Linked DNA regions of Homo sapiens: region 1 is linked to region 2. A link is an interaction called in ENCODE POLR2A ChIA-PET data of the cell type or tissue named here. Cell type or tissue: GM12878. All regions are shown on one strand. Each heading gives the region's core, and the rest is flanking DNA. Links, peaks and the distances in the headings are about the cores only.

Region 1 (15,513 bases), core at 4,955-8,954, 320 kb before region 2:
AAGCCCTAACCTCCAATGTTACTATACTTGGAGACAGGACCTTTAAGGAGGTAATTAAGGTTAAATGAGGTCATAAGGGTGGAGTGCTAATCCAAAGGGACTGGAGTCCTTATAACAAGAGGAAGAGACATCAAAGACATCTCTCTCTCCACATATGCACAGAGAAAAGACTATGTGAAGACACAGCAAGGAGGAGGCAGTCTGCAAGCCAGGAAGAGAGGCCTCACCCAAAACCAACTCTGCTGGCACCTTAATCTTGGACTTCCAGCCTCTAGAACTGTAAGAAGATCAGCTTCCATTGTTTAAGCCACACTATTTGTGGTATTCTGTTATTGCAGCCCAAGCAAACTAATATAAGCATCAAAGAAAATAAAAATCTTAGGAATAAATTTAACCAAAGAAGTGTAAGACTTGTACACTGAAAACTATAAACATTGTTGAAAGAAATTAAAGAAAACCTATATAAATGGGAAGATATCCATATTTGTGGATTGAAAAACAATATTATTCAGATAGCAATGCTCCCCAAATTGATCTACAGATTCAATGTAATCCCTATCAAAATCTCAGTTGCCTTTTTTGGCAGGCAGTAACAAGCTGATCCTAAAATTCAAATGGAAATGCAAGGGACTCAGAATAGCCAAAACAATCTTGAAAAAGAAAAAAGTCAAAAGATATACTTCTCGGATTTCAAAATGGCCAAGAAGCAAATGAAAAGATGTTCAACACCATTAGTCATTAGGAAAATGCAAATCAAAACCACAATGAGATATCATTTCACACCCAGTAGGATGGCTGTAATTTTTTTTGAGATGGAGTCTCACTCTGCTGCCCAGGCTAGAGTGCAGTAGCACAATCTGGGCTCACTGCAACCTCTGCCTCCCAGGTTCAAGCAATTCTCTTGCCTCAGCCTCCCAAGTAGCTGGGATTACAGGTGTGCACCACCACACTTGGCTAATTTTTGTATTTTTAGTAGAGACAGGGTTTCACCATGTTGGCCAGGCTGGTCTCAAACTCCTGACCTCAGGTGATCCACCAACCTTGGCCTCACAAAGTGCAGGGATTACAGGCATGAGCCACCACACCCAACCTATAACTTTTTTTAAAAGGGGAAAATGACGAAGCAAAGATATGGGAAAATTGGAACCCCTTATACGTTGCTGGTGAATGTAAAACAGTGTAGTTGCTTTGGAAAGAGTTTGACCATTTCTCAAAAAGGTAAACATAGAGTTACCATGTGACGCAGCAATTCTGCTCCCAGATATATATCCAAGAAAAATGAAAACATATATCCACACATAACCTTCTACATAAATGTTCATAGAAGTATTATTCTTCACAGCAAAAGGGTGAAAACCTAAATGTCCGTCAACTGATAGATGTACAAAATGTGGTAAACATGGGATACTTTTTAGCCATAAAAAGGAATACATGCTACAGCATGAATGAATATTATACTTTAGTTATTAAGTGAAAGAAGCCAGATACAAAAGGCCATAGTGTATGATTTCGTTTATATGAAATATCCAGAGTAGACAAATCCATAGAGACAGAAAGTAGATTAATGGTTGACAAGGAATAGGGGAGGAAGGAATGGGGGAATGACTGCTAATAAGCATGGGGCTTCTTTTGGGGGTGATGCAGGTGTTCTGGAATTAGACAGTGGTGATGGTTGCACAACTTTGTGAATCAGCATACTAAAATATGCTGATTTGTATATTTTAAAGTGGTGAATTTGATCTATATGTTTAATAAAATATACTGGTTTTTTTTTCCTTTTAAAGAGACAAGGTTTTGCTCTGTTGCCCAGACTGCAGTGCGGTGGCACAATCACAGCTCACTGCAGCCTCAACCTCCTGGGCTCTATCAATCCTTTTGCCTCAGCCTTCTGAGTAGCTGGGACTACAGGTGCATGCCACAATGCTCAGCTAATTTTTGTATTTTTTATAGAGACGGGGTTTCACCATGTTTCCCAGGCTGGTCTCAAACTCCTGGGCTCAGGCAATCCTCCCTCCACACCCTCCCAAAATACTGGGATTACAGGCATGAGCCACTGCACCCAGCCCCCAATGCCTCTTAAGACGGTAAATCTTTCTGTGCTGTGCATTAATGTGACTGAGGTTAATATTGCCCCTGGCACGTTTAAGAACATGGTTTCCACAGAAATCTGGCTTTTTGGGAGGAAGACAGTTTCCTTAGATGTAAGTTCTAGCAAACCTGTAAAGGAGGACTTCTTCCAAGTCTCTTTCTCCCTTCCATTTTTAAAGGTAGGTAGGTAATTTTCCTGTGATGTCTTACACTTTCCAGCTGTTTAACCTTTCTTTTGGCAGGAAGAAATTGGCCTTTGTTAGTTTAATGAGAAGAGGTGTAAGAAAAGTCTGCCTCAGATTTCTTGTGTTATTGTGTTCAGTTTATGCAAAGATCATAAGTATTCTGATCTTAAATTTGGGACCTTCGCAATCAGAGATCATCAGTATTTACAAATTTAACTTATCACGAAGTTATATCAACTAAGGGAAGAAAAACAAGCCCCTCATGGGGCTGAGCCTGCAATATGGTCGTATAGGAATTCTAAACCATGTTTTAGGTAACCGTCATTTTCCAAGCGCCAAGAAGTGTAGAAAATAAAGGGCCTCAAATTATAGGCTGTCAATAGTGTGGAGCATTTTGTACATCACCTCATCTAGATCTCTGTGCAGATGTACCAAGTAGCAATCATGGAAAACTAGTTTAAAGTCGATTTCATTTGAAACTTCTATTAAGTGATAATCATTAAGGGGAATAACATCATTTTACACGTCAACGAAACTTCACATTCAGAAGACAGAATCAAGTAGCTAAATAGAACATTTCCATAATGCTTGAGAATTCAATATCTTTCTTGACATCATTTCTTAGTCTAGGCACTCAAGCAAGCAGCAGCTTTACACTTACAGCCCCTGTCATTTCCTGTTCTAGTTCATTAAACCCTAGGCTTTCCCCAAAAACTCACAACCCTCATGGAGATCCTTCTGCCAGTCAGAACAGATTCATTTGAAGGAGGCAGAAATTGATATGCAGCTCTGAGTGAGGATGACGGCCATAATAAATTGCCACCTACACATGGAATTATATTTTGTAGGATGACACTATGTGGGCAGAAGCAGCAGGAATTATGTTTAGACCTTATAGTTGGGGACTTATTTCATATTGACTGCTTTCTCCTTGGCTGCCAAAGGATGGATAAAGTTCAGAAGCTACAGCTCGGTTGGCAACTCTTTACCTTTGCCTTTCTTTCTACAAAATACCCCAAATAAGCTAGCAATATAGCCAGTTCACACGCAAAGGCTTGAATCAAAACTACAGTTCTCTAAATCATTTTGCTTCTCTTTTCTCGGTGATGCTTAAAATTCTAGGATTTCAGAGTCACGTTCATAAATACATTTATAAGCACCAGTGACCACTCCCTGCAATCAGATGGCTACTGCATGCTCCAATGGAAACCAGAATAAAAAGACATCCCGACATAGAAATGAGCGCTTAAAATAAGGCAGCTGAAAAGAAAAAGCCACATTTAACTTAACCTTACTGAGGAAGGGGACAAAGATGAGGGAGGACTCTCTCTACTCAGCTTTTCTCTTAATCGTAAGTGAGACACTTGGAATTGCAAAAGCAACATTTAGCTTTCAGAAGCATGTTGCTGCCAGGAGTGGAAAGAAAGGATCTTACACCTCCTTTTCTCTCCTCATTCTAAAGTGGTGGGCAAAATGTCTGCTTTTATTGGTTTGAGGTATTCTAACCATTGCCAAAGAACAAGTAAAGAAAATGATATACACATGCTCTCCTCCTAAAAATGTCACCTCTTTTGTAAAGCTGTCTTGATTCCCAATTCAGAATGTGTAGCTTCCTTCTCTACATTCTATCATATACTTTATACCTCCATTAGTATCACAGATCTCCCTCTCTCACTAAACTGTAGAATTCCATAGTTTGGGGACCAAGTCATTACCTCTGTGATCCCCGCAGTGCAAGGTAGAGTGCTTTATTAATGGTAGGTACAAAATAAATGCTTGATGAATGAATGTGGTGGTGTCAACTTCATAACTGGACATTATGCTTTTCAGAGTTCCAATAAATGTTGAAAACAAATAAAGAAACTACCCTTCCTACTTAGCTGCTCCCTCCATCCCAATCTCTTTTTCTCTATATTTGGTATCACGATTGTGTACACTGAAGAGGGAGACACATCTAATGGGAAATATCCTCCTGGGAAGATATTTTATATTCAATATTTCTATTTTGATAACCCTCCAATGAACCATTTTTTGGGGGAGGATTTCCAAGGTTAAACTGAACTTGATGAGCAGAGTTCCGATCATTTTAGGTAGGCAAAAGATAGCTCTGCTGGCCAGGCGCAGTGGCTCACGCCTGTAAACCCAGCACTTTGCGAGGCTGAGGTGGGCAGATCACTTGAGGTCAGGAGTTCGAGAGAAGCCTGGCCAACATGGTGAGACCCCGTCTCTACCAAAAATACAAAAATTAGCTGGGTGTGGTGGCGCATGCCTGTAATCCCAGCTACTCAGAAGGCTAAGGCAGGAGAATAGCTTGAACCCGGGAGGCGGAGGGTTGCAGTGAGCCGGGATTGCACCACTGCACTCCAGCCTGGGCGAGAGAGTGAGACTCCATCTCAAAAAAAAAAAAGATAGCTCTGCTTCTGGTGACACAGTGCACTGTCAGATGCCTCGGAATAAACTATAAAGGTCTAAAAACTGAAAGCATGACGCCAAGACTCCCCTAACCAGGTGCTGCCTATATGAAATGATCAAGAAGAACAAGAAAGAAACCCTGAATTCTTTTTAACTAACAACGAAAAATGGTCCTTAGCCCTCAAAAAACAAAGCTCAAACTAGAGACTGATTGGTGACTGACAACTGTTTCAGGTACAGAGTCAGGTGATGTAAATGTGTCTAAAGAGAGAAAGGTCAAATTTAGCCAATGAAAGTCATCTCAAATAAGATTCCCTCCTCTATTTTCACCTGTGTCATGTGTTATTTTACTACTGGGGTTTGGCAAAACTTCAGCTGGAGACTTTTTACCTTTGTCAAAATTCTGGTTATTTGGAAATTTCTAAACTGATCAAGTTCTGCCACAATGCACATTTTCTACTTGCAAAACAAACAAAATGCTTTGACAGGGACAATTCCCAGTCTCTTATCACTGAAAGGTACAAAGGAAGCTGGGAAGTTGTTTGAATATCATATAGCACTTTTGAGTTCATTAGGCCATTATCCCCAGGGCTGTATTTAATCAAGATGAAAAAGCACAGGCTCAAAGCCTTTTTAGTTGACAAGAAGCGAGTATTTGGCTTGGGACTTCTGTGTCTGAGTTGTAAGTCAGGTTCACAGAAAAGTAATCAGAAACTAGCCTGACTGGAGACAAGAAAGAGTCTCAAAATAAGAGGTATGAGACCATGGGTTGTACATGTGACCCGGCCTCTTAAGAAGCTTAGGGACCTTGAGCAAATTACTTATATTCTCATCTGTAAAGTAAAGGACTAGACTTGGAGTATTTCTAAAGCCCCCTGTAACACTGTCAATGTTTAATTATCTAATGTTGTTCCTTAAGTAACCGATTCATTCATTCAACTATTTGAATACCTTCAATGTTCACTGAGGAACAGTTAATTCAGGTATCTATTTGAATACCTTCAATGAACATAATAAAAGAAGTAAAAATAACAGCTCTTGACCTCAAGGAGTTAAGCCAGCGGTAAAGATGAAGGCTTTACCCAACAGCTCCTAGCACAGGGGCCAGGCACAGGGGCTTATTAATCCATTCCTTTGGTCACAAGGAGCCTGCCAAATGGTGAGGAAGGAAAGAAGTAAGAGAAACTCCACAGAAGCTCTTCGGAGGAAAACAGGGTAATTTATAATTTCAGTCCACCAATGTCTATTGAGTGCCTACTGTGTGTGCCAGCACTGGGCATCCTGGGGCGACTCCGCCAGATCAGGCCTCTGATGACACTTACTTACTTATTCCAGGTGATAGAGAGAAAAAAACAAAACAGGTTATCAAAGAAATGAAGTCCATGGCTGGGCTTGGGGGCTCAAGCCTGTAATCCTAGCACTTTGGGAGGCTGAGGTGGGTGGATTGCTTGAGGTCAGGAGTTCAAGACCAGCCTGGCCAACATGGTGAAACCCCATCTCTACTAAAAATACAAAAATCAGCCGGGCATGGTGATGCATGCCTGTAACCCCAGCTACTTAGGTGGCTGAGGCAGGAGAATCACTTGAGCCTGGGAGGTGGAGGTGGCAGCGAGCCAATATCACGCCACTGCACTCCAGCCTGGGTGACAGAGCAAGACTCTGTCTCACAAAAAAAAAAAAAAAAAAAAAAAAAAAAAATTAGATTGAGAGAAATTCTATGAAAGAAACAGAATAACGAATAACTGTGTTTGCTGGTGGGGTAGACTGCCAATAGTATAGGGCAGAGAGGGGTAAGTCTTTGGATATGGTAGCAGTTGACTGAGCTCAGATCTGAAGGCAGAAGAAAATTAGAACAGCCAGCACAGAGGGCCTAGTGATCCAGCCAGAGAGGCTGGTAAATGCGGAGGCTGAGAAGGGCTGGTGCAGACAAACCATCTGTGTGGTTGGAGCTTAAAAAGCAGTTACTTCCGGAAAGTATAGGGTGAACGCAGTAGTTCTCAACAGAGGGCAATTTTGCACACCCCATGGGACATTTGGCAAAGTCTAGAGAAATTTTTGGTTGTTATGATGGTGGGGGTGGGGAGAAGGTTGAGAAAACTTGCACTAAAAGAATATTTCAGCCCAAATTTCAGTTTTAGTCATTATGTTCTAAACTCATGTTCTCGCCAACTTGAATAGTTTTTTTTTTCTTTCCTGCAGAAACAAAATAAGAACAGGTTTCAAGTGGCTCACTCTTTCATCTACTCTCTTGGGAAATCCCCTTGGGGAGGTTCATGGGACTCCAGGAGCCTTTGGAAAGCACCACAGGATACGAAATATCTACCTAAACAGGTGAGAAACGATCCAAGGAGCCACACCCCCAACTGCTCCCACAGTTACCAGGGCAGAAAAAACTGAGATTAGGGGTAGGGCACAAAGGAGAATATATTTATGTTTTATTTGCATAATTACAAATTAATGTTAAAAAGAATGCAAAGTCAGGTCCAGGGTAGGGATGAAGAGGTTGCAGATGCCCTCAAGTATTGGAAAGCTCTGGCCTTCTGGCCTTATGTCTTTTTTCTTTCTTTTCTTTTTTTTTATTTTTGAGACAGGGTCTCCCTCTGTTGCCCAGGCTGGAGTGCAATGGTACGATCTTGGCTCACTGCAACCTCAAACTCCCCGGCTCAAGCGATCCTCCTACCTCAGCCTCCCGAGCAGCTGGGACTACAGGCGCACGTCAGGTGGCCCAGCTAATTTTTGTACTTTTTAAAATTTTTTTGAGACGGAGTCTCGCTCTGTCGCCCAGGCTGGAGTGCAATGGCGGAATCTCGGCTCACTGCAACCTCAGCCTCCTGGGCTCAAGCGATTCTCGTGCCTCAGCTTCCCAAGTAGCTGGGACTACAGGCGCGCGCCACCACGCCCAGCTAATTTTTGTATTTTTTGTAGAGACGGGTTTTCAACATGTTGGCCAGGCTGGTCTCGAATTCCTGACCTCAAGTGACGCGCCCGCCTCAGCCTCCCAGAGTGCTGGGATCCCAGGTGGAGCCACCGCGCCGCACTTCTCGGGCCTTCTTCTAACTCGGGTCCCTGGGCCCCCCAGGCTCTCGCTTCCCTCCCCTACGCCGCCCCGCGCCCGCCTCAGACCTCTCTGGGACCCGCCGGCCTGGCGTCCTGGCCCGCCCGAGCCCCACGGTCCCTCGGGTCCTAACCTCGGCGGGGCAGGCACCTCCTCAGGAAGCCCCGGAGCAGGCTGTCGTTGTATAGGTGGCCCAGGCTGGCGGCCCCTGACCGAAGGTCGCGTCGGGTCAGTGTGCAGCCCGTGGCTGAGAGGCGGCTGCTGAGGGGCCGGGCGGGCTAGGGGCCGGCTAGCCGCCGTTCGCCCCTGCTTTGCATATTCATGAAGTCTAGCGAGGCCGGTCGCCCAGGCTAGCCGTGGACGGGTCATGAATTATTCATGAGGAAACCTCTGGTCCCGCCCAGAAAGGCCTCGTTGACTATTCATGAGCCGAGGAGCGGGTTTGGGCCGGAAAAGGCCGTTGACCCCCGGTGGGAGGGAAGCGTCGACGAGCTGAGGTGAGGGCTGTTGAGACGCGAGGTCTCGGCCCAGAGAGGGCACTCGGGCGTTGTTAGTTCTGTCTTTATGTCAAAAAACAATTTTTTTTTCTTTTCTTATTACTTAAGGCTTTAAGTTGGATTTGAAAGTATCATATTTCGTGAGGGCCTAAAGTACTGTGAAGAGAATCGGGAGGGCAGGGGGCTGAGGAGGAAGGCAAAAGGGAGGCGATTTCCCCCAGAACTGGACAGAGAGCACCCAGGTAGTTTTGAAATTCAGATTTTTCTGGACATGAAATCAAACTTGCTGAGCAAGCAGCAGCCATAATGAGCCATGATGAGGCTGGCAGGGCAGACGATGTCTGTGCCCGACATTGGAGGGGGCCGTGTGTGGTGGAGCTTTGGGGAAGTTTATCTTACCTGGGTCAGATTCTCCCCAGCCATTGAGGTTTTCTGCCAGGATCGATGCCTGGTACAGGCCAAGAGGTGAGAGAGGTGGGGACAAGACACCCCGCCCCCCTTGACCTCAGCTCCCCTTTCACTTTAGTGAGGATTTGCCAATTAATCCCTATGGACTTTAGTTCCCTAAACAGAGGGAGAGAGTCTTGAACCTCAGGATTAGCCAATCGCCAAAATGTGTCCGAGTACGCAGGGCACTGGACAGGCTGTGCAGTACATCGTGTACTCAGCTGGTAGAAATGAGGGGTGGTTCTGGCCCCTAAAGGGGTTTTTAATCTCAGCAGGATCATAATCTAATTTCTCCTCCATTGGACCATCAATCTGTTGAGGTAGGAACAGTATTTTACATCTCGTAATCCTGCATGTTGTTGCCTGGCACATTGTAGTTGCCTCGTAGATGTTGAATGAATGAATAATTGAAATAGCATGAAAAAGATATTAAAAAGTCAAAAGAGCATGAACAAATACTCAATTAATATAGTGGAAGCCATTTTCTCTGAATGAGCACAGGTAGGGGAATTACCAGGGCCAAATGGAATTTGTTAAAATGGTGAATAATTTATTGAAGCAAGCTCTGTTGGAAGGTCTAAGTAATTGGGCGAACTTTGGCAAACCAAGTTCCCTTGCTTAGCCTCACTTTCCTTTTCTTTTTTCTTTTTTTTTTGTGAGATGGAGTCGAGCTCTGTGCCAGGCTGGAGTGCAGTGACGCAATCTCAGCTCACTGCAACCTCCACCTCTCGGGTTCAAGCGATTCCCCTGCCTCAGCCTCCCATGTAGCTGGGACTACAGGTGTGCACCACCACGCCCAGCTAAATTTTTTTATTTTTTTTTATTTTTAGTAGAGACAGGGTTTCACCATGTTGGCCAGGATAGTCTCGATCTCTTGACCTCGTGATCCTCCCACCTCGGCCTCCCAGAGTGCTGGGATTACAGGTGTGAGCCACTGCACCTGGCCCCTTTTCTTTATAGTTTTATGTTTAGGTTTAAATCCATGATCCATTTTGCATTAATATTTGTATACAGTGTGAGATTTAGGTTAAGTTTCTTTTAATTCTCTGTTCTTCCCCCCACCCTCCAGATGTCCTTTTGTTTCAGCATCATTTGCTGAAAAAAAGATTCTTCCTCCACAGAATTGGATCTTCTTTAAATCAAAGGGGTTGGAAGATGTCTGTGCTCCCTTCCAGCTTTAGGAATCTATTGAACCCATTTATGTTAACGTACACTTCTTTTGAGTAAAGCCATTCTTAACAACATGCATGTGTAAGGAAGGTAATATAGTTACATTTCAGAATCCAGCTATTGGATAGTGTTCACCTGATAGAAAAGGGATTTTCTTGTAAAAAACGGTTTTTGAAGATTGAGAAAGATGGGTAGAGAGCCTTCATAAATCAACTATGATTATATTTGGGAAAATGTAATAAAACTTTGGCTTTTGCTTCACTTGGAATGGTTAAAAAAGTGGTTTAGGCCTTAGTAAACTAAACAGCAGCTGGCTAATCTTTATGTGAATCTTGGACTCACACATAGTAGGGGTAAAATAGGAAGTAATTGTGCCACCATATAAAATAGGGCAATTGAAGGCGTGGTGTGGTGTCTCATATGTGTAATCCCAAAACTTTGAGAGGCCAAGAGTTCGAGGCCAGTCTGGGCAACATAGTGAGACCTCCCCCTCCACCCGCCCGCCCAACTCTACAAAAATAAAAAATTTTTAAAAATTAGCAGGGCATGGTGGTGCATGCATATAGTCTCAGCTACTTGGAAGGCTGAGATAGGAGGATCACTTGAGCCCAGAAGTTTGAGGTTGCAATGAGCTGTGATTATGCCAGCCTAGGTGACAGATCATGCCACCGCACTTTACTCTGTCTCAAAAAAAAAAAAAAGAAAAGAAAAGAAAAGAAAATGAATACACAACAACAAAAAAAATAGGGCAATTGAGATATAGGTCAAGAGGTAAGCCTAGAGTGAATCTTTACCAGAAAGAGCATAGAAATATTGCCTCTTTCTCAAGAAGATCATAATCCTTGTCACAAAGTAGACATATCAAATGTAAGAGTGAGGGTCAGTTGCAGTGGCTCACACTTATAATCCCAGCACTTTGGGAGGCTAAGAAAGGAGTATTGCTTGAGCCCAGAAGTTCAAAACCAGCCTGGGTAACATAGTGAGACCTCATCTCTACCAAAAATAAAATTTGCTGAGTGTGGTGGCACATGGCCTCTAGTACTAGCTACTTAGGAGGCTGAGGTGGGAGGATCACTTGAGCCCAGGAGGTCGAGGTTGCAGTGAGCCAAGATTGCGCCACTGCATTCCTGCCTGGGTAAACAGAGTAAGACCTTGTCTCAAAAACAGAAGAGGGAATGGTATTGATGAACTGTGAAGTTTCAAATATGTGTGGATCTAATTTGCAAACAAATATATAAGAGAATGACATTGCAAAGTTAGCTTTCAGTTCTTAAAATCCATAGTTATGAAATCTCTTCTAGGTTTTTAGATAATGAGCCTGAACAAAGGGATAACACATAGAAAAAATCAGACCTATTCTCTGAGAATGCATGCTCTCTAGAGTCATACCTCCTGTGAACTTGTGAGCTTTTAAAATTAAGCAGGGTTTGTACTTAAATAGAAGACCTCCACAAAACACCTGCTCAAAGGGAAAACAGTAGCAACAGAATAATTAGAGGCTGAAAGGAGTCTGGCTTTTTTTTTGAGACGGAGTTTCACTCTTGTTGCCCAGGCTGGAGTGCAATGGTGCAATCTCGGCTCACTGCAACCTCCACCTCCCGGGTTCAAGCAATTCTCCTGCCTCAGCCTCTCAAGTAGCTGGGATTACAGGCACCCACCACCATGCCCAGTTTTAGTAGAGACGAAGTTTCACCATGTTTTTTGAAAAAATAATTTAGATCTTTTTGCCTTCCTGAAGCAAGCTCATGCTAGAACACTAGAAAGAGACCCTCCCATGTTTAGAAATAAGTAGGCAAGCCGAAGAACTAAGGAGGCCCTGGTAGTACATCATATTAGATAGAATGAAAGCAAAGGAGAATTTCATTTTGGAGAGTCAGTCTGGAAAAACTTTTAAATTGTGAGCCAGACTTGTTGAGTTTTAGTCTCAGTTCTGTTACTGAGTGGCTGACTAATCCCGGGTAAGTCTAGATTTTGAATTCCCCATCTAGAAAATTAGATATTTGGACTAAATTACTGTCTTAGTCCAGTTTGTACTGCTGTAACAATACCTGAGGCTGGGTAACTAAAAAGAGCAGACATGTATTGGCTTATGATTCTGGAGGCTGGGAAGTCCAAGAACAAGGATATGCATCTTGTAAGGACCTTCTTGCTGTGTCATAACATGGAGGAAGGCATCACCTGGTAAGACAGAGAGAGCAAGGAGAGAGAGAGTGAGTGTGCCAAACTTGCTTTTATAACAAATCCACTCTCCTGATAATGAACCTGCTCCTGGGGTAACAATATTAATCCATTCATGAAGGCACCTAATCACCTCTTAAAGGCCCCAACTCTCAACACTTGCATTGAGGATTAAGCTTCCAAAATATGAACTTTGGGATACACATTCAAACCATAGCAATGATATTTAAAGTTTCTTCTACCTTTAAAATTTTGTGGTATTTTTCTAGACTCTTAATTATTCCTTGTTCCTATAGTTCTTCTCTGTTGACTCAGCAAATATTTAGTTAGTTAAGTTAGGTTTTTAATTTTTTTTATTTTTTACTTATTTATTTATTTTTAAAGTAGAGACAGGGCTTCACCATGTTGGCCAGGCTGGTCTTGAACTGCTGACCTCAAGTGATCCATCCCACCGTGACCTCCCAAAATACTGAGATTACAGGTGTGAGCCACCATGCCCAGCCTCAGCAAATATTTATTGAGTACCTATTTAGTTCCAGTACTGTGATGATGCTGAGAGTTCAAGAATGAGCTAAACGGCCAGGCGTGGTGGCTCACGCCTGTAATCCCAGCAATTTGGGAGGCCGAGGCGGGCGGATCATGAGGTCAGGAGTTCGAGACCATCGTCGCTAACATGGTGAAACCCCGTCTCTACTAAAAATACGAAAAAATTAGCCAAGCATGGTGGCAGTCGCCTGTAGTCCCAGCTACTCGGGAGGCTGAGGCAGGAGGGTGGCATGAACCCGGGAGGTGGGTCTTGCAGTGAGCCGAGATTGCGCCACTGCACTCCAGCCTGGGCAACAGAGCCAGACTCCGTCTCAAAAAAAAAAAAAATGAGCTAAACAAGACACAAAAGATCACATATTGTATGGTTTCATTTATATGTAATGTTCAGAATAGGCAATTTCATAAAGATGAAAGGTAGGTTAGTGGTTTCCAGCGGCTGGGGAAAGGAGAGAATAGGAGTGACTGCTAATAGGCATGGGATTTCTTTTAGGGGTGATGAAAATGTTCTGGAATTGATAGTGTTTGCATTATTTTGTGAATACACTAAATTGATGGTTTATACTATATTAAACAGATGGTTGCAGAATTTTGTGAATATACTAAAACCCACTGAATTATACCTATTAAAAAAACTTTAAAGGCTGGGTGCAGTGGCTCATGCCTGTAATCCCAGCACTTTGGGAGGCCAAAGTGGGCAGATCACTTGAGGTCAGGGGTTCTAGACCAGCCTGGCCAACATGGCTAAACCCCATCTCTACTAAAAATACAAAAATTAGCTGGATGTGGTGGCACACACCTGTAATCCCAGCTACTCAGGACGCTGAGGCAGGAGAATGGCTTGAACCCTGGAAACAGAGGTTGCAGTAAGCTGATATTATACCACTGCACTTCACCTGGGTGACACAGTGAGAGTCCTTTTCAATAAATAAATAAATAAAACTTTAAAATATAAAGAATGAGCTAGACTGACACAACAGCTAGACACAATTTTGCTCTCATGTTAGCTCACAGTAGGTCAGGGGATACTTAAAGACAACTATGGTACAGTATATATTGCAAAGGGCACATAACCCAGACTTCGTAATAGTGGTAGTGGGAATTAGGAAGTCATCCCTTAAGGAAATTTTACTAAGCCATATGATATGGTTTGGATTTATGTCTCCACCCAAATCTCATGTCAAATTGTAATCCCCAGTGTTGGAGGAGGGCCCTGGTGGGGGTTGACTGGATCATGGGGGTAGATTTCCCACTTGCTGTTCTTGTAATTATGAGTTCTCATGAGATCTGGTTGTTTAAAAGTGTGTAGCACCTCCCCTTTCCCTCTCTTCCTCCTTCTCTGGCCGTGTAAAACATGCCTCCTTCTCCTTCCCCTTCTGCCATGGTTGTAAGTTTCCTGAGGTCTCCCCAGCTATGCTTCCTGTGTAGCCTGCATAACTGTAAGTCATTTAAACCCCTTTCTTTATAAATTACCCAGTCTTAGGTAGTTCTTTATAGCAATGCAAGAATGGACTAATACACCATATCTATGAGATGAGTAGGAATTGGGAATGGAGGAGGATGTTTCAGGCAGAAGGAATATTGCAAAATCCTGAGAGCTAGAAGGAATATAGTCCTTTGGGGTAAAGAAGGTAAGAATAGCTGGTAAATAAAAGTATAAGGGAAAATAGAGCTGAGGCTAGGGAGGCATGAGTCAAATCTTGAAGCCATGGTAAGAGTTTTAGATTTTATCCTGAGAGTAGTGGGGAGCCATTGAAGTATTTCAATCTGGGAAAATGCATAGTCGAGTTTGTAATTTAAAAACTCTGGCTGCAATATACAGAACAGACTGGAGAAGGAGAATACCAGTGACAGGAAATTGGTGGTTGCAGCAGTACAGGCAAAAGATGAGACTGGTTGATTTAAAGTAGAGATGACAACAACCTGGCTAAAGTGAGGAGTTGGACACATTTGAGATATATATATATATATGTATGTGCAGGGGGACAGGGTTTCACTCTTGTTGCCCAGGCTGGAATGCAATGGCGTGATCTTGGCTCACTGCAACCTCCATCTACTGGGTTCAAGCGATTCTCCTGCCTCAGCCTCCCAAGTAGCTGGGATTACAGGCATGTGCCACTACGCCCAGCTAATTTTGTATTTTTAGTAGAGATGGGGTTTCTCCATGTTGGTCAAGCATGTGCCACCACGCCCAGCTAATTTTGTATTTTCAGTAGAGATGGGGTTTCTCCATGTTGGTCAGGCTGGTCTTGAACTCCTGACCTCAGGTGATCCGCCCACCTCAGCCTCCCAAAGTCCTGGGATTACAGGCGTGAGCCACTGCGCCTGGCCTACATTTGAGAAATATTAAGGTGATGGAACATGGGAACGAGGAAGGGATTAAGGTTGAGTCACAGATTTTGTGCTTGAGCAACTAGGTATGTGATGATGTCATTCACTGAGCGAGGGAACAGAAGTAAGTTTTTGGGGAAAATAATTCACATTCAAATGTGTTGAGAACATCAAGGTGGAACAGTCTTATGATCAGTTAGAAGAACAAGTCAGCAACTTCTGAGAGAGACCTGGGTTGGGGATATACACATAAGAATCAATAAGATAGAAGTTATACTTGAAACAATGGGAGTGTATTTGTTCATCCAGGGAGTGTGTGGTAGAAGTAAAAAAGAAGAGCTCTGTTTTAGTCTGTTCTTGCATTGCTATAAAGAAATTTCTGAGACTGGGTAATTTATAAAGAAAAGAGGTTTAATTGGCTCACAGTTCCACAGGCTGTACAGAAAGCATGGTAGCATCTGCCTGACTTTTGAGGAGGCCTCAGGAAACTTACAATTATGGCAGAAGACAAAGGAGAAGCAGGCACATCTTACATGGCCAAAGCAGGAGAGAGAGAGAGAGGAAAAAAAAAAAGGTTCTACACACCTTTAAACAACCAGATCTTGCA
Region 2 (15,513 bases), core at 11,122-15,121:
CCTGCCCTGTCCCCACTTTCTCCCTACCCTTCACCCCACTGACCTAGTCACCCCTCAACATACACACTCCAACCAGATGCAGGTCCTTGTTCACGCTTGTCCCCCACCTAGAACACAGTTCTGCTTCCCTACAAATATCCACATCCTAGCCTTCCATCAGTGGGAGCCGGAGCCCCCTTGCAAACTTGGTGGGTAACCAGTTCCCTGTGGTGTGTTCTTCCATGGGGTAACCCCTGGTTATCGCAGAAGGAACAAGAGCTGGAGGATGTTACCTCAACGTGGGTGGGTGTAGCTCAGCCCAGCCAGGGGCCTTCTGCTGCTTTGGGGTGAGGAGGGTTAGGGGGTGGGTAAAGAAACAGTAAAGATTGGAGCCAATGCTGGCGGGGGGCAGAGTGCAGTGTAAGCCCAGGAAGTGAGGCAGCCAAGGGTGGGAGATTGACTGCAAGGAGACGAGTGACCTTGAGGCCCTGCCTGGGAGTGGAGTATCTGAGGAGAAGGGGACTGGAGGACCCCAGAAGCGGGGGAAGGGATGCCAGCTAAGAGACATGCAGGCACCCTGCTCCCAGGGATGGACAACAGGACCCTCAGCCCTGTGGGCTCTCTCTGGAGTAGCCCAACCCGCAGATCCAAACTCCCAAGAGAGGGTGGGGAGCTAGAGCGGACAGGACTGTCACTCTCTCACCATGGGCCTCTGGGCAAGCCACTTCCGTTTTCTTGGCCTGTGTCCTCAGTTGTAAAATGGGAGCTTGGACTAAATGACTTGGGAGGGCCTTTCATCAGACATGCTGTGATTCCAAGTAGCTTGTTTCTTGGGATACAAGGTTTCCTGGCCCTGGGCTGGGCAGAGACCTGCATGGAGAAGGCCCCAATTCCTCTGTCTCTCCTTATTCTGTAAAGTTGCAGGGGGACCTAGGAAGAAACAAAGCTACTAATGAAAGTGTGAGGCATGGAATATGTTACCTCAGCAGTGGAAGGGGGTGGTGATGAGGATGAAATGTTTTAGAATTGGTACCAGGAATGGGGTGTATGACAAGGCCCTTGAATTCCGTGAACCTGAGCCCTCTGCTTCTCTTCCTTTGCTGTGAAATGAGTTATTTGGTCACACACCAGGCTGTGCAAATGCCAAAAAAAAGGCATTCCGTGAGTACACAGATGGTGGTGCTGGCAGAAGGATGAAGGGCAGGGAAGGCAAATCCACATCTAGAATATGTGTCTATTCCAGTGAGCATGAACCTGGGCCCCACCTATGAGGAAGAGGCCAATGTAATCAAGCTGCCACCAGGTGGCAGGCTGGTCCCTGGGGAATGTGGCCACATGGGGCCCAGTGACTTTGTTTTGTACAAAAAGGGCCTTGAAGCAGACAATGCCTAACTCATGGAAATGTGTCACCATCAGTGGGGGCTTCTGGCCCAGTGGCCACAGGGACGGCTAGGCCTGAGGTGGTGGTATTTTTAGAACATGGAGGTCCCTAAGATTCCTTTACCTTATGGACATGAGGCCCAGCACATAAAACAAGTTGTCTTAGAAGATCTTAAAGTGTCCCTTGATTGCCTAGTTCCATCTGCCACCTCCCTCCACTCACCCAGATGCTCAGAGGGTCGATGACTCACTCAAGATCACACAGGGCAGATGCAAAGTAGCCGCAGCTTAACTGTGGCATGGGCTGTAAAGTAGAGGGGGTCCTGCTCCTTCCTTGGGTCCAGCTCTCAGGGACAGGGTGAGCGTCATGCCCACAAATGGATATCAAAGGACTTCTCGGTGCTAGGCACTGGGCATGGAGCAGTGACCGTGACCAGCAATGGCTTCTGCCCTTGAGAACAGAGAGAAAACCATAACCACATACACAAGCAAGATCATTTCAGGCCACGGTAGGTGCCACAGGAATGAGATAAAATAGCCTCAGAGAGGGGCTGGGGGCCAGAGGCCACTTCAACCTCATTACCAGGGAAGGGAGACCTCTCTAAGAGGTGGTGTGTGGGCTGGCACCTGAATGGCAAGAATATTCAAGAGAAGAAACAGAGAATGCAAGTGAAAACAGCTGATACCAGCTGGGTACAGTGGGTCATGCCTGCAATCCCAGCAGTTTGGGAGGCCACAGTGGGAGGATCAGTTGAGGCCAAGAGTTCAAGACCAGCCTGGGCAACATAGTGAGACCCCCATCTCTACAAAAAGAAACCCACAAAAAATTTAAAAAAACAGCCAATAGCTTTACAGTGTTCCAGGTACTCTTCAACGTTTTTTTCATGAATTCGCTCATTTAATCTCATTCCAATCACATGAGGTAGTAAGATTATCACTGCCATTTTACAGATGAGAAATTGAGGCAGAGGTCAAGTAACTTTGCTAGGTTATAGAACCCGGACCCAAACCTAGGTAGTCTGGTTCCAGAGTTGGTGGGCCCACTCCTATGCCATTCTGCTCTGAGAGGTCACTGGTGTGGGAACAAGCTTGCCTACCGAATCTGGACTCTATTTTAGCTCTATTTGGGGTGGAAATGGCAACCCATCCTTCCCAAGCGAAGTCCCCAGGCTCCTGCCAGCTAGTGCCAGAGCCATAGCAGGGGCCCCAGCACCCCTCCGGCCCTCCCCTCCCCTCTGGGGGACTCCTGAGGTCCCAGCTCCCTGCCCCCAGCCTCTGTGCTCACAGCTATCTGGGCCACCTCATTCTAAAGGGATTTGGCTCTTGGAGACAACTGGAGACTGGTGAGAAAGGGCTTAGGGATTAGACAGTGATACCCAGGAAGGTAAGGGACTTAATCAGGGGTTCGAGTGTGGGAAGTGGGGTGGGGAGAGGATTTTGTTTCTTTGCAAAGCCAGGCTGGACTGCAGAAGTGAGGAGGAAGTGGGGCTCGGGGGAGGAGCCAGACAGGCTTAGTTTCTCACTCTCTGTTGTGCCTTCAGAAGCAACATGATAGAATAATAATCCCTCACCTGTGTGCGCCCACCACTTCCCCAGCCATTATTTCACTTGGAATTCTCACAGTGGCGGGATTAGTTCTCTCCCCAGATCACAGACACCCAGAGGAGGCAGGTGACTTGAGGCAGCTGCAAGCCCCACAGGGCTGGGCTGGGAGGAGGGGAGGAGGTTGGGGCCAGGGCTTTTCTGCATGGCTGCCCGCAGGCACAAGGGTTTTCCAGAGAGTTCGCGCTGCCCTGGCCCCGTGGAAGTAGAGTGTTCCACAAATATTTGTGAAGAGTTTAAAAGACTGTTCTTTCCAACTCTCAAATCACAATGCCAATCTCTGTGCCACCCCCTTCCCCCTGGCACCACAGATTCTGAGGCCAGGGCACGCAGGAGGCCTCTGATCTCAAGGCCAGTGCCCTCATTTTAGTGAGGAAACAACCAAGGTCTAGAGGGCACGGCCAGCAGCCCTGAGGAGACCCCCAAATATGCGTCTTGTGGAATAGTCACGGCAGCACATTAAGCAAGAACATGGTCTCCAGCCCACACACCAGACTCCCGGTCCAGTGCTCCTTCCTGTGCCCAGAGCTGCCCCCCAGAAGAATCTGAAGCACAGGGCTCTGTCAACGCTAGGACTGCCATCCCAACGCTTCTAGATCTCTGCGTGCCACCAGCCTTCTTTAAGTTGTTCACACTCTATGTTCCCCTAAGCAAAGTCCCCAGCAAGATATACCCAGAGCAACACACCCATCACAGAAGGTTCTCCCCTCCAGCCTGCCTGACCCAGGAGGCCTGGTTCTTCCTGTTGGGCCATGCTATTCCCTGAGAGTTGCCACTACAATGCAAAATAGTCCACATCAAGGCCAGGAAAGGGGACTTCTGGTTGGCAGAGGTCGTGTTGCATTGGGTAGCTCAGGGAGAAGCTCCTGGAAACAGTATTTGATCAGAGTCTTGAGGGCTGGGGAAGACCTGGCAGGAGGATACAGGACACAGCAGCAGCTCTCACAGAGGCAGGAGGGCAGAGGTGTGTCTAAGGGACAGTGGGAAGCTTCTCAGATTGAAATGAAGTGTGTGGAGAGGGCAAGTGGCCGTTGGTGCCACAAGGAATGCTGGGCTGGGGTGGGGGTAGGCCTCAAATGCAGATCAGTGGGATTGAGTCAACTCAGGAAGGAACCGGGGAGCCATTGAAGATTCTTGAGCAGGGGTGCAACATACCTAGCAGGGAGGAAGAACTGTAGGGCAGGGATTAGGGGATGGAGAAAAAGTGGGGATGGGAAGGAGGGACTCTCTCTTGTTAGCCAGCTCCAGGACTTCACCAGATTATTTATTTATGTGTTTTTGTTTGTTTGCTTGTTTTTTTTTTTTTTTTTTTTTAGACCGAGTTTCTCTCCTGTTGCCCAGGCTGGACTGCAGTGACGTGATCTCGGCTCACTGCAACCTCTGCCTCCTGGGTTCAAGCGATTCTCCTGCCTCACCCTCCCAAGTAGCTGGGTTTACAGGCGCCCGCCACCATGCCCGGCTAATTTTTGTATTTTTAGTTTCACCATGTTGGCCAGGCTGGTCTCAAACTCCTGAACTCAGGTAATCCACCCGCCTCAGCCTCCCAAAGTGCTGGGATTACAGGCGTGAGCCACTGTGCCTGGCTAGGTTTTTTTTTTTTTTTTTTTTTTTTTTGAGACAGAGCCTTGCTTTGTCGCCCAGGCTGGAATGCAATGGTGCCATCTTGGGTCACTGCAGCCTCCACCTCCTGGGTTCAAGCGATTCTCCTGCCTCAGGCTCCCAAGTAGCTGGGACTACAGGTGTGTGCCACCATGCCTGGCTAATTTTTTTTTTTTTGGTATGTTTAGTAGATACGAGGTTCACCATGTTGGCCAGGCTGGTCTTGAACTCCTGACCTCAGGTGATTCACCCACTTCAGCCTCCCGAAGTGCTGGGATTACGGGTGTGAGCAACCGAGCCTGGGCCTATTTAGGATTTATATGATCAAATTAACTAGCTGTTTTATGGTGGGCCAGAAGTAGGTTAAGTCTCAGTGGAGGAAGAAGAAAGAGGCAGCTGTTGAACCTGGGAAGGGCAGGCCTGGGGAAGGGTTCTTTACCGAGGCTTTTATTTGGGTAACTTCAGATGCGGGGAGGGCTGTATCCTGCTGGGTGAAGGTGATCTTGTACTTTCGTGGGTAACTTTCGCAGGCAGTTCCCAGGCCCGTCCACACCTTGGCCTGGGAGCATACGGCCTAGAAACCACAAACTTGGGTTTAAGTCCCAACTCTGCACGTGCCCACCTATGACCACCTCTCCCTCAGGCTCCTCAATAAGTCACCTGACCTGCCTACCTTAGAGGATTGTCCCACACTTAAGTGACAAGCTAGATCTGAAGGTACCTTGTGAGCTCTAAGTTGCTGAACCAATATAAGAGGCTGTGCTTCTTGTTTTTATTTTTTGTTTGTTTGTTTTTTTTTTTTAGAGGGAGTCTTGCTCTGTCGCCCCAGACTGGAGTACAATGGTGTGATCTCAGCTCGCTGCATCCTCTGCCTCCCAGGTTCAAGCAATTCTCCCACCTCAGCCTCCTGAGTAGCTGGGACTACAGATGCACACCACCACGCCTAGCTAATGTTTGTATTTTTAGTAGAGACGGGGTTTCACCATGTTGGCCAGGCTAGTCTCAAACTCCTGACCTCAGGTGATCTGCCTGCCTTGGCCTCCCAAAGTGCTGGGATTATAGGTGTGAGCCACCGCGCCCGGCCAAGATGCTGTTCTTCTATAATAGTTTCCTTTGAGTAGGCTCTAGCCTGGAAAGAATATCCTGGCCCTGGAAGGGTCTTATATAAAGATCTTAGCCATGTATCCAGTAAGGAAGGCAGCCCTGTCCTGCCCCAGGCCAGAAGCCAGCGAGCCTAACTAGGGCAGAACTGCCTGAAAACTCTCTGTAGAGGTGGGCGTTGGGGGCCTCAACCCTCACTCTGCACCCTGCAGCAGGCGTCTATGGAGGGGGCCACACCAAGGGCAGAGCAAAGTCCTTAAATGTCTTTAACAGGCCTGGTGCCTTTGCCTCCAGGTAAGGAGAGAGACTGGGGACATTCTGCTTTGTCTCTCCCAGAGACTTGAGTGTTGAGGGGGCAGAAGTATGGCTCTGGGAGACGAGATGCCCACAGACTCCTGGACCTAGCTCTGCATTAATTCCAGGCCATAAGGGGAGGGCACAGCTGAGCACTTTCCATGTGCCAGGCAGTGGGCACTCCACATATGTCATGCCACTAACAACTTTGGGCAAGCCATGCCTTATCTGGGCCTCAGTTTCCCTAGCTGTTAAACGAGGTAAGTTGCATGATCCCTGAATGATCTATGTTTCTCTCTCCCTCTCAGGGTTCTGCCAGCCCCGGGATCTGTGTCTCTATTGGAGCAGTTCTTACATTCATTCATTCATTCAGGATACATTTATTAATAATCCCTGTAGGCTGGGCACCGTGGCTCACATTTGTAATCCTAGCACTTTGAGAGGCCGAGGCGGATCACTTGAGGTCAGGAGTTCGACACCCGCCTGGCCAACATGGTGAAACCCCATCTGTACTAAAAATACAAAAATTAGCTTGGCATGGTGGCGTGCACCTGTAATCCCAGCTACTCGGGAGGCCGAGGCAGGAGAATAGCTTGAACCCGGGAGGCGAAGGTTGCAGTGAGCCGAGGTCGTGACACTGCACTCCAGCCTGGGTGACAGAGCGAGTCTCCGTTTCAAAAAAAAAACAATGCAAAAACAATCCCTGTGTGCAGGATGCTGTGCTGTCCTGCACTATGCGAGCCTGGTTAGAAGAGCTCATTAGATAGCACCTTTCAATCCCTCCTTGTTCAGAGGCCCAGAGAGCTCAGGTGTCTCTTCCAAGGTCACACAATGAGGTAAGGATAAATTTGGAACTAAAACTGAGACTCCCTGCCCTTCTGATGCCCACTGGCCTCAGTCCCAGTGGGCACACTTGCTCGCCTCCTGCCTGGGTCTCTGACTTCAGGAGGGCGGAGGGGGCCCGTGTCAGAGCCTTCCGCGCCCCAGCGCATCGCTCCCTACTCCGCCTCTCGGGATCCTTTAAGAGGCGGGGCTTGGCTGCCAGCTCCGCGGCCCGGGCAAAAGGCTGGGACTTTACTCCGGGTGGCGGCGAGGACGAGTCTGTGCTCCATCAGCTGCCGCACCCGCCGCCTCCCGCCCCCAAACCCCATCCCCGCGGTTGAGCCACGATGAGCGGCAGAGTCGGCGATCTGAGCCCCAGGCAGAAGGAGGCATTGGCCAAGGTGAGCTGTAGCCCTGGCCCGGGCTCCCGCCTCGGGCTGTGGCCCTCGCCCTCCTGCGGCAGCGAGAAGGGACGGGGCTGGGTGGGGGCCGAGGGTCCGTGGCGGGCGGCGGAGGGAACAGAGGCGGCTGTCCCAGCCTGGCCCGCGCCCGCGGATGGCTCCTTCCTCCCTTTGCCACCCTCGAGGTCCCAGGAAGTTTGGCCACCCCCCGCCCAAGCTCTGAGCAGCCGTGGCGGTGCCACCTGGGGACAAGTGGTTGCTTGTGAGTCCCCGGAGGCCGCTGAGGGCACAAAGGCAACATTCATCCTCGGGACTGGCAGCCGGGCCCTGGGGCAGGGGCAGGGGCAGGGGCCCAAGTTTCCTCCCATTTCCGGGAGGCTTTCTTCTTGTAGGGTCAGTGGCACGATGGAAAGGGCTCTGGATAGCTCCTTGGGAGACTTGGATAGCTCCTGCCCCGGCACCAAGCCGCTGTGCGACCTTGGGCAAAACCCTGCCCTTCTCTTTGCTCCTCGATGCCATGGAATGAGGAGGTTGGACCAGATGATGTTGAAGGGAACACCTCCGTGTGTGAATTCCAGGCTCCCCCCATGAGGCACTGGGTTGGTGTTAGTTTGAGCTGAGACCAGCCGTCCCCTATCTTGCATCCCAGACCCCTGCCTGGTTCAGGACTTAAGGTTTATGCTCCTCAGAAGGCAAGAAGGTGAGCCTGGCTTTGCCTTGGCATCTGTGACAAGGAGGGGGCAACAGTTTGAGGGCGGGACCTTCCTCTTCACGAACTAAATCTCTTATCTGTCACCCCTGGGGAGTGAGGAGGTCGGCTCTTCTCTGGGCAAGAGCCGATAGGGTCTGGCCCCAAGATTTGGAGGCTCCACAGCTGGGGAGTTTTCCATGGCTGGGAAAGGTGGGGCGGGGGGCAGATGTATCCTGCCACTGGCAGCAGTGGGGAGGCACCAGCTCCATAAAGCCTCTGTCCCAGGCTGGGCCTCCCCCATCCCAGGAAGGCTGGACAGGGAGGCTTCAGATTTTACTGCTGACTCGCAGGAGAGGTCAGGCAGAGAAGGGATTAGGTGGTGATTAAACTGGAGACCAGGGGCTGGTTAGGGTCCTTGGAGAGGGGTAGCTTCATGCCTGCAGTTTGGAGGAGCAGTTTCCCTGGTGCACTGGGAGCTGCTTTGTGGGGTGGGATGGTCTGAGTCCCTGGCTGACCTAGGCAAGGGGCAGAGGTGGCCAGTCCTCATTAGTGTCCTCTGGGACTGCCCTCTAGGTCAGTGGTCAGGGAAAGGTGAATGGCTGGGAGCAGGAGGCTCAGGGAGGGCATATAGGGGCCTGTTCGCCTACCAGGGAGTGAGAGGTTGGAGGTAGGTGTGGCTGTCCATTGAGGTCACTGTCCACCTCCTTTGTTTGGCACTACCTGCACTTTCCCGCTTCCTGGCTTCCCCTACTGGAACTGTTCCCTCCACCTGAGTTGCCCACCTCTCTCCCCCGCTGCCTTTGAAGTCCTTCAAGCCCAGCACAAATGCCATGTTTTATAGGAAGCCGTGTGAGACCACCTCTTTCTTCCCTCTGCTCCCCAGCAAACTCCTCATCCTTCCATGGGGCAGAAGACCATGGTGGAAAGAGTGTGTGCTCTGGACTCAGACAGACCCGGGTTTGCATCCCAACTCTGCTAATGACTAGCTGTTTGACCTTGGGCATGTTACTTAGCCTCTCTGAGCTTTAATTCCTTCATCTGTAGAATGGGGACAATACTTCTACGGGTTGTGAGTGAGGAGTAAATAAGCTATGGTGCCAAGATCAGCGCTGAGCGACAGGAAATGCTTGGTAAACTGACAGCTTTTACTGCAGTCCGTATCAGAGTGCCTACTATCACGATTAGCTGGGAACACATCTGCCTGCCCGCAGACTGGTGTGTGGGAGCCCTTGTTGTGGGGCAGGGGCAGTGTCTCACTCCCTTCCCACTTCCTGCCCTGCAACCTGGCACCCCCTGACAAGACAGTGCTCCAGGCAGCATGAGTGCCCAGGGAGTGTCTGCAGAGTTGAACTATGTTAAAGAGAAGTCCAGTTGGCCGGGCGTGGGGGTTCATGCCTGTAATCCCAGCACTTTAGACCGAGATGGGCGGATCAGGACGAGGTCAGGAGATCAAGACTACCCTGGCTAACACGGTGAAACCCTGTCTCTACTAAAAATACAAAAAATAGCCAGGCGTGTTGGCAGGCCCCTGTAGTCCCAGCTACTTGGGAGGCTGAGTCAGGAGAATGGTGTGAACCCGGGAGGCAGAGCTTACAGGGAGTGGAGATCGCCCACCGCACTCCAGCCTGGGCGAGAGTGCGAGACTCTATCTCAAAAAAAAAAAAAAAAAAAAAAAAGAAACAAAGAAAGAGGCGTCCAGCAAAGATCTCAGTGGAGAGTCCTAGGCAGAGGGCAGCAGTCAGGGCGGGCCCTACCACTCACCCCGATGCCTCTCCCTACAGTTTCGGGAGAATGTCCAGGATGTGCTGCCGGCCCTGCCGAATCCAGATGACTATTTTCTCCTGCGTTGGCTCCGAGGTGAGGGAAGAGGGGCTGCGGGAGGCTGGGGCAGGGGCTTGTTCTGGGCAACAGAATAGCACCCTCTGAAAACCCTGCCCTTGGCAATTGAGGCATCTAGAGTGTCCAACCTTTAGCGCCAAAGGGCCCTTGGCAATGACATAAGCTCAACCCTCCTAGTGGATAAAGACACTGAGGCTCAGAGAGGTCAAGTGACTTGTTCCAAGCCACACAGTGAGCGAACTGCAGGCAGAGAAAAGGGGAGAGTCCAGGTCGGCTGACCCTTGGCCCACAGCCTTTTCCATCTACTCAAGAAATCTGCTCTGCTGATGGAGTTGGGGAAATTGGCTGAAGAAAAAGTGAGAAAGGCCCCAGCCATGTGGGGGGTCGGAGGCAGAGCCAAGTGTAGAACCAGAGTCCTGGCCCCTGCTATGCCCTAGTGTGATGGCAGGTCCCTGCAGACCACAGTTTAGGCAACTTGAGGGAGGGGCAGAGTGCATGGGGAACCTGAGGGGCACAGCCTGACCTAGAGTGACAAGAGTCTCCTCAAACCACCACCAGGCTCTAGAGCCCAGGTCCTGGTTCCAGCTCTTCCCCAGCCTGGCTGTGGTGCCTTGTTCAGGGTAAATACTTCCCTAGGATCCTCCTCTGGAAGAGCAGGACAAGACCTGCCTGCTGCAAGACGTGACATGACAGAACTCTGCATGTGGTGTTGAAATGCACACATTTCTACTGGCATGAGGGTCAAATTCAGCCTGGTGCCCCAATCCCTGAGATGTTTCCATTCCTTCCCCTCCTCTCCTTTCCTGTGATTCAGGTCATGTGCCACCCTCCCTGATTCTTCTGACACTTTTTTTCCCCTCTATATAGAAATTTTATTAACAGACATAGAAATAATAAAGAAAATTCCATTATGGCCAGGTGCGGTGGCTCACGCCTGTAATCCCAGCAGTTTGGGAGGCTAGGCGGGCAGATCACTTGAGGCCAGGACTTCGAGACCAGCCTGGCTGACATGGTGAAACTCCACCTCTACTAAAAAACACAAAAATTAGCCGGGCATGGTGGCGGGCACCTGTAATCCCAGCTACTCAGGAGGCTGAGGTGGGAGGGTCGCTTGAACCCGGGAGGTGGAGGTTGCAGTGAGCTGACATTTCGCCACTGCACTCCAGCCTGGGTGACAGAGGGAGACTCCGTCTCAAAAAAAAAAAAAAAAAAAAAAAAAAAAAGAAGGTTACCTTTTTTTTTTTCTTTTTAGTAGAGACCTAGGTTTCACGTTGGCCAGGCTGGTCTCGAACTCCTGGCCTCAAGTGATCTGCCTGCCTTGGCCTCCCAAAGTGTGGTATAGAATCATATCCTAAAATATTAAAGTACAAATTATGCCCTATTATTTTAATTTTAATTTCTTTTTTTGAGACAGGGTCTCACTCTGCTGCCCAGGCAATGGGCATGATCGTAGGTCACTGCTGCCTTGAACTCCTGGTCTCAAGTGATTTATTTATTTATTTATTTATTTATTTATTTATTTATTTAGAGATGGAGTCTTGCTCTGTTGCCCAGGCTGGAGTGCAATGGTGCAGTCTCGGCTCACTGCCACCTCCACCTCCCAGGTTCAAGCAATTCTTCTGCCTCAGCCTCCTGAGTAGCTGGGATTATAGGCTCCCACCACCACACCGGCTAAGGGTTTCACCATGTTGGCCAGGCTGGTCTCAAACTCCTGACCTCAGGTGATCTGCCCACCTCAGCCTCCCAAAGTGTTAGGATTACAGGCGTGAGCCACCACACCTGGCTGTTATTTTTATTTTATATTTTTATTTTTATTATTTTTATTTTTTTTGAGACAGAGTCTCACTCTGTCGCCCAGGCTGGACTGCAATGGTGCGATCTCGGCTCACTGCAACCTCCACCTCCCAGTTTCAAGCAATTCTCCTACCTCAGCCTCCCAAGTAGCTGGGATTACAGGCATGCGCCACCACGCCCGGCTAATTTTTTTTTTTTTTGTATCTTTAGTAGAGACGGGGTTTCACTATGTTGGCCAGCCTGGTCTCGAATTCCTGACCTCATGATCCATCCGCCTTGGCCTATTTTTACTTTTGAAACAGGGTCTTGCTGGCCTCAAACTCCTGGGATCAAGTGATCCTCCCACCTCAGCCTCCCGAGTAGCTTGGCCTACAGGTACACACCACTGTGACTGGCCCTATTATTTCTTTATGGACACATAAAGACATGCACATGCACACCCTAGGAGTCTTGGGGCAGATGAAGAGATGTATTTTCCTTTTCTTTCCAGAAATTTCACAGAGCTGGCACGCTCCTGAGAGGCTGCTTGTAAACATCTGAGGGCAGATCCATCCAGGAGCCTCTGGAAGTGTCACTTGCCCCTTTCCCCAAAAAAGCTTCCATACCATCCCCCTACCCCAGTCCACCGCCCAGAGATGGTGGAGGGGTAGTGTGGGGGCGGCAGTGGAATCAGTTCAGGCTGGAGGAAATTTTGGCCCAGCATTTGCTAAAGGGCTGCAGCTAGAAGCAGGTGGGTGGAGAGAGTGGGAAGATAGTAGCCTTCTTAAAGGGCCAGTTGCAAAATGATCCAGCAGACTAGGGAGCTGCTGTTGGGGGAGAAGCATGGTTTCTGAGAGCCACTGAACAGCAACACAGCTCTCTTACTGAGGCAGGGGCCAGCCAGGGGTCCTGGCAGCTGGTCTCCTGATTCCTGGGGAGCCTCATACTTCAGGCACACCCTACCCCCTCACAGTGGCGGTCATTCAAAGAATGTGGTCGGTCATTCTCATTTGCCAGATGAGAAAACAGGCTCAGAGAGGGGAGGGGACTTACCTGAAGTTACAGTTAATGCGAAGCAGAATCAGGGCAGAAACCTAGGACTCCAGACTCCAGGCCAGTATCCTTTCCAGGAAGCCACCCCTGCTCCTTAAAGCCAAGCTCAGCCTCTTACAACAGAGGAAGTGTCTCCTCTGCATTTCATTTGTGCCTCACATTTCCTGGGCAGGAGCTCAGGCCTGGTCAGAACCTAATATGAATCTCAATTGGGTTTTTTTTTTTTGTCCCTAAAAAAAACCCAAAACCCAAAAAACAACAAAAAACCAAGGCCTGGCATGGTGGTTCATGCCTGTAATCCCAGCACTTTGGGAGGCCAAGGTGGGAGGATCACCTAAGCCCAGGAATTCAAGACCAGCCTGGGCAATATAGCAAGACCCTGCCTCTACTTAAAAAAAAAAAAATTAGCTGGGTGTGGTGGCGTGCACCTGTAGTCCCAGCTACTCGGTAGGCCGAGGTGGGAAGTCACTTAATCCAGTAGTTTGAGACTATAGTGAGCTATATCGCACCACTGCATTCCAACCTGGGCGACAGAGCAAGATTCTGTCTCAAAGAAAATAAAACAAAACAAAACAAACAAAAAAACAGCCTTTTCTCTTTCTCTCCTTCAATCTGACAAAGACCTTTCATAAAAGTCACACACGGGCAGAATGTCTGTCCCTAACCCAGGTGTGTGCTTGGGGCTCCTCTCCCTCCCTTTCTCCACTGAGGGCTTCAGTTTTCTGCTGGCTTCCAGGCATGGAGAGCAGGTCCGCAAGTCTCCTCTGCTTCCCCCTGACTGAGGCTGAGTTCTGGGCACCCCAGCAAGAAGGATCAGAGAGCAGGATAAAACAAGGAAGTGGTGGAAGCCCTGGGAGGGAGGCAGAGCGGGTCTGAGTCTCTGCATTTTACAGGTCTAGGGAATGAATGAACCACCACCACCCAGACAGCTGCTCCTGAGCTGGGTTCTTGCAGTGCCCCAAGCCATGCTTTGAGTTGCCCCTGACCAGGGCAGCAGGAGCCTGGAGAGGCCTCAAGCAGGCATGGGGAGGCCTCAGGTGTGGTACTGCCAAGAGCAGGTGGCAACTCTGGGAGAGCCCTCACAGAAGATGCTGGATGTTGGGCCTTGGCAGATAAGGGTTAACTGGAGAGCCTCCCCAAGATAAGGGGCTCACAGTTCGCCACCACTCCTGTTCCCTAAGAAGATAAGGGTTCTGGCTGGGCGCGGTGGCTCACGCCTGTAATCCCAGCACTTTGGGAGGCCGAGGCAGGTGGATCATGAGGTCAGGAGATCGAGACCATCCTGGCTAACAAGGTGAAACCCCGTCTCTACTAAAAATACAAAAAATTAGCCGGGTGCGGTGGCGGGCGCCTGTAGTCCCAGCTACTCGGGAGGCTGAGGCAGGAGAATGGCGTGAACCCGGGAAGCGGAGCTTGCAGTGAGCTGAGATTGCGCCACTGCAGTCCGCAGTCCGGCCTGGGCGACAGAGCGAGACTCCGTCTCAAAAAAAAAAAAAAAAAAAAGAAAAAAAAAAAAAGAAGATAAGGGTTCTTCTCACAATAGTGGTGTCCTTCCTATGGAAGATTCTCATTTTCATGGCCCAACTCCCCCACCATGAGAGGACAGTGCCTTGCATCTTCCAAGTGTTTCTATCTTATCAGATGATTTGGTCAGAGATGTACAGTATCTTGTCCAAGGTCAAGCAGAGAAATGAAGAGCTGGGATGCAAACCCAGAAGATATTCCTCTAAAAGCTGTCCCATGCTGCCATGGCAGCACACAAAAAAGGGTGGGATTCAGTTCTGCCAGGACGTGTCCGGCACCTGTGATGGGTGTGGCATTGTTCAAATCTCTTGAGGGAGCCTATGGGCCCAGGAGAAGGGACTGATTTTCATAACGGCAGAGTCAGGGAATGTGCTCGGCACTCCCAGAGAGCGATGGTTAAGGGACCGGTGACAGTCCAGAGGGCAGCCTGTCTGGCCCAGGTTCCACAACTGTCAGCAAATCTAGATGCCAAATCCACAGAGGACATACAACTGGGAGGGACAGTTCATAGGTCAGATGGCAAAATTGATCTGAATCTGGATCTCAAAACTCTTTGAAGGATGGACTGAAGTTGACTGTAACAAGAGGAAATTTGATAGGGAAGGATCTAAGGTCTCTCCTCTCCATGTATGCAATGGAGGCTTAGCAGTGGCACAGGTGAAAAGGATTTGGGGGGTTTCAGTGCCTATAAGCTCCACCTGAGTTAAGGGTGTTGCCTGTTGCCAAGAAAGTTCTTAGGCTGGGCACAATGTCTCATGCCTGTAATCCCAGCACTTTGGGAGGCCCAGGCGGGTGGATCACCTGAAGTCAGAAGTTTGAGACCAGCCTGGCCAACATGGTGAAACCCCATCTCTACTAAAAATACAAAAATTAGCCAGGTGTGGTGGCGTGTGCCTGTAATCCCAGCTACTCAGGAGGCTGAGGCAGGAGAATTGCTTGAACCCGGGAGGCAGAGGTTGCAGTGAGCTGAGATTGCACCATTACACTCCAGCCTGGATGACAAGAGCGAAATTGTCTCAAAAAAAAAAAGAAAAGAAAAGAAAAAGAGAGTTCTTAGACAACACTTGGGGCTCTGCGTGGCTCTTAGAGCACACTCTGAGGGGGCTCTGGAAAATTGGAAAACACTCAAAGGGAAGTTATTTGCATGGACTTCAGACCAAGCTGTGGGGCTTCGTAAAGTCTCTAAGGATGGGCAGCACGATGGTAGGGGAGATGCAGAGTGAAAGCACAGAATTTTCCAGTCTTGGAAGTGTTGTCATGAGGCTAAGGAGGCAATCCTACTCTCTGAGTGTCTCTGAAATGAATCTCAACTCAGTATCAATCAGCTGAGTGCAAATTGCAGCTATGATTACCTGGGAGCAAGTGGCCTTGGGGGTCAGTGAGGTCTTTGTGTTCAAGCTTGAGCAGGACAACTTTTGGGGCATCATGCATAAAGAGGTGACCCAGGTGAAACTG

The links. Peaks named below come from ENCODE experiments on the same cell type or tissue, not always from the same donor. Only the 100,000 strongest peaks of a DNase experiment are listed, where the experiment ranks them.
Region 1: POLR2A ChIA-PET joins it to region 2 with 8 read pairs; 3 of 35 experiments call an interaction of 5 or more read pairs at or near these places.

What each region holds. Positions count from the first base shown.
Region 1 is chr22:30,072,255-30,087,767 of GRCh38, forward strand. HORMAD2 (HORMA domain containing 2) reads left to right here and starts at 8,210. Exons shown (of 11, transcript NM_152510.4): 1 at 8,210-8,237. HORMAD2-AS1 (HORMAD2 and MTMR3 antisense RNA 1) reads right to left here and starts at 8,003. Exons shown (of 5, transcript NR_110541.2): 1 at 7,874-8,003. RefSeq lists silencers at 6,242-6,361, 7,811-7,860 and enhancers at 6,412-6,491, 7,666-8,363, 8,201-8,280. In GM12878, for the core only: no CTCF peak of the experiment used is centred there; DNase peaks (open chromatin) are centred at 6,247 and 6,737; H3K4me3 peaks cover 721 bases; H3K27ac peaks cover 765 bases.
Region 2 is chr22:30,389,993-30,405,505 of GRCh38, forward strand. SEC14L2 (SEC14 like lipid binding 2) reads left to right here and starts at 7,026. Exons shown (of 12, transcript NM_012429.5): 1 at 7,026-7,178; 2 at 9,651-9,726. The coding sequence starts at 7,125. RefSeq lists enhancers at 1,512-1,701, 11,799-12,299, 12,300-12,800 and silencers at 7,269-7,338, 7,359-7,418. In GM12878, for the core only: no CTCF peak of the experiment used is centred there; no DNase peak of the experiment used is centred there.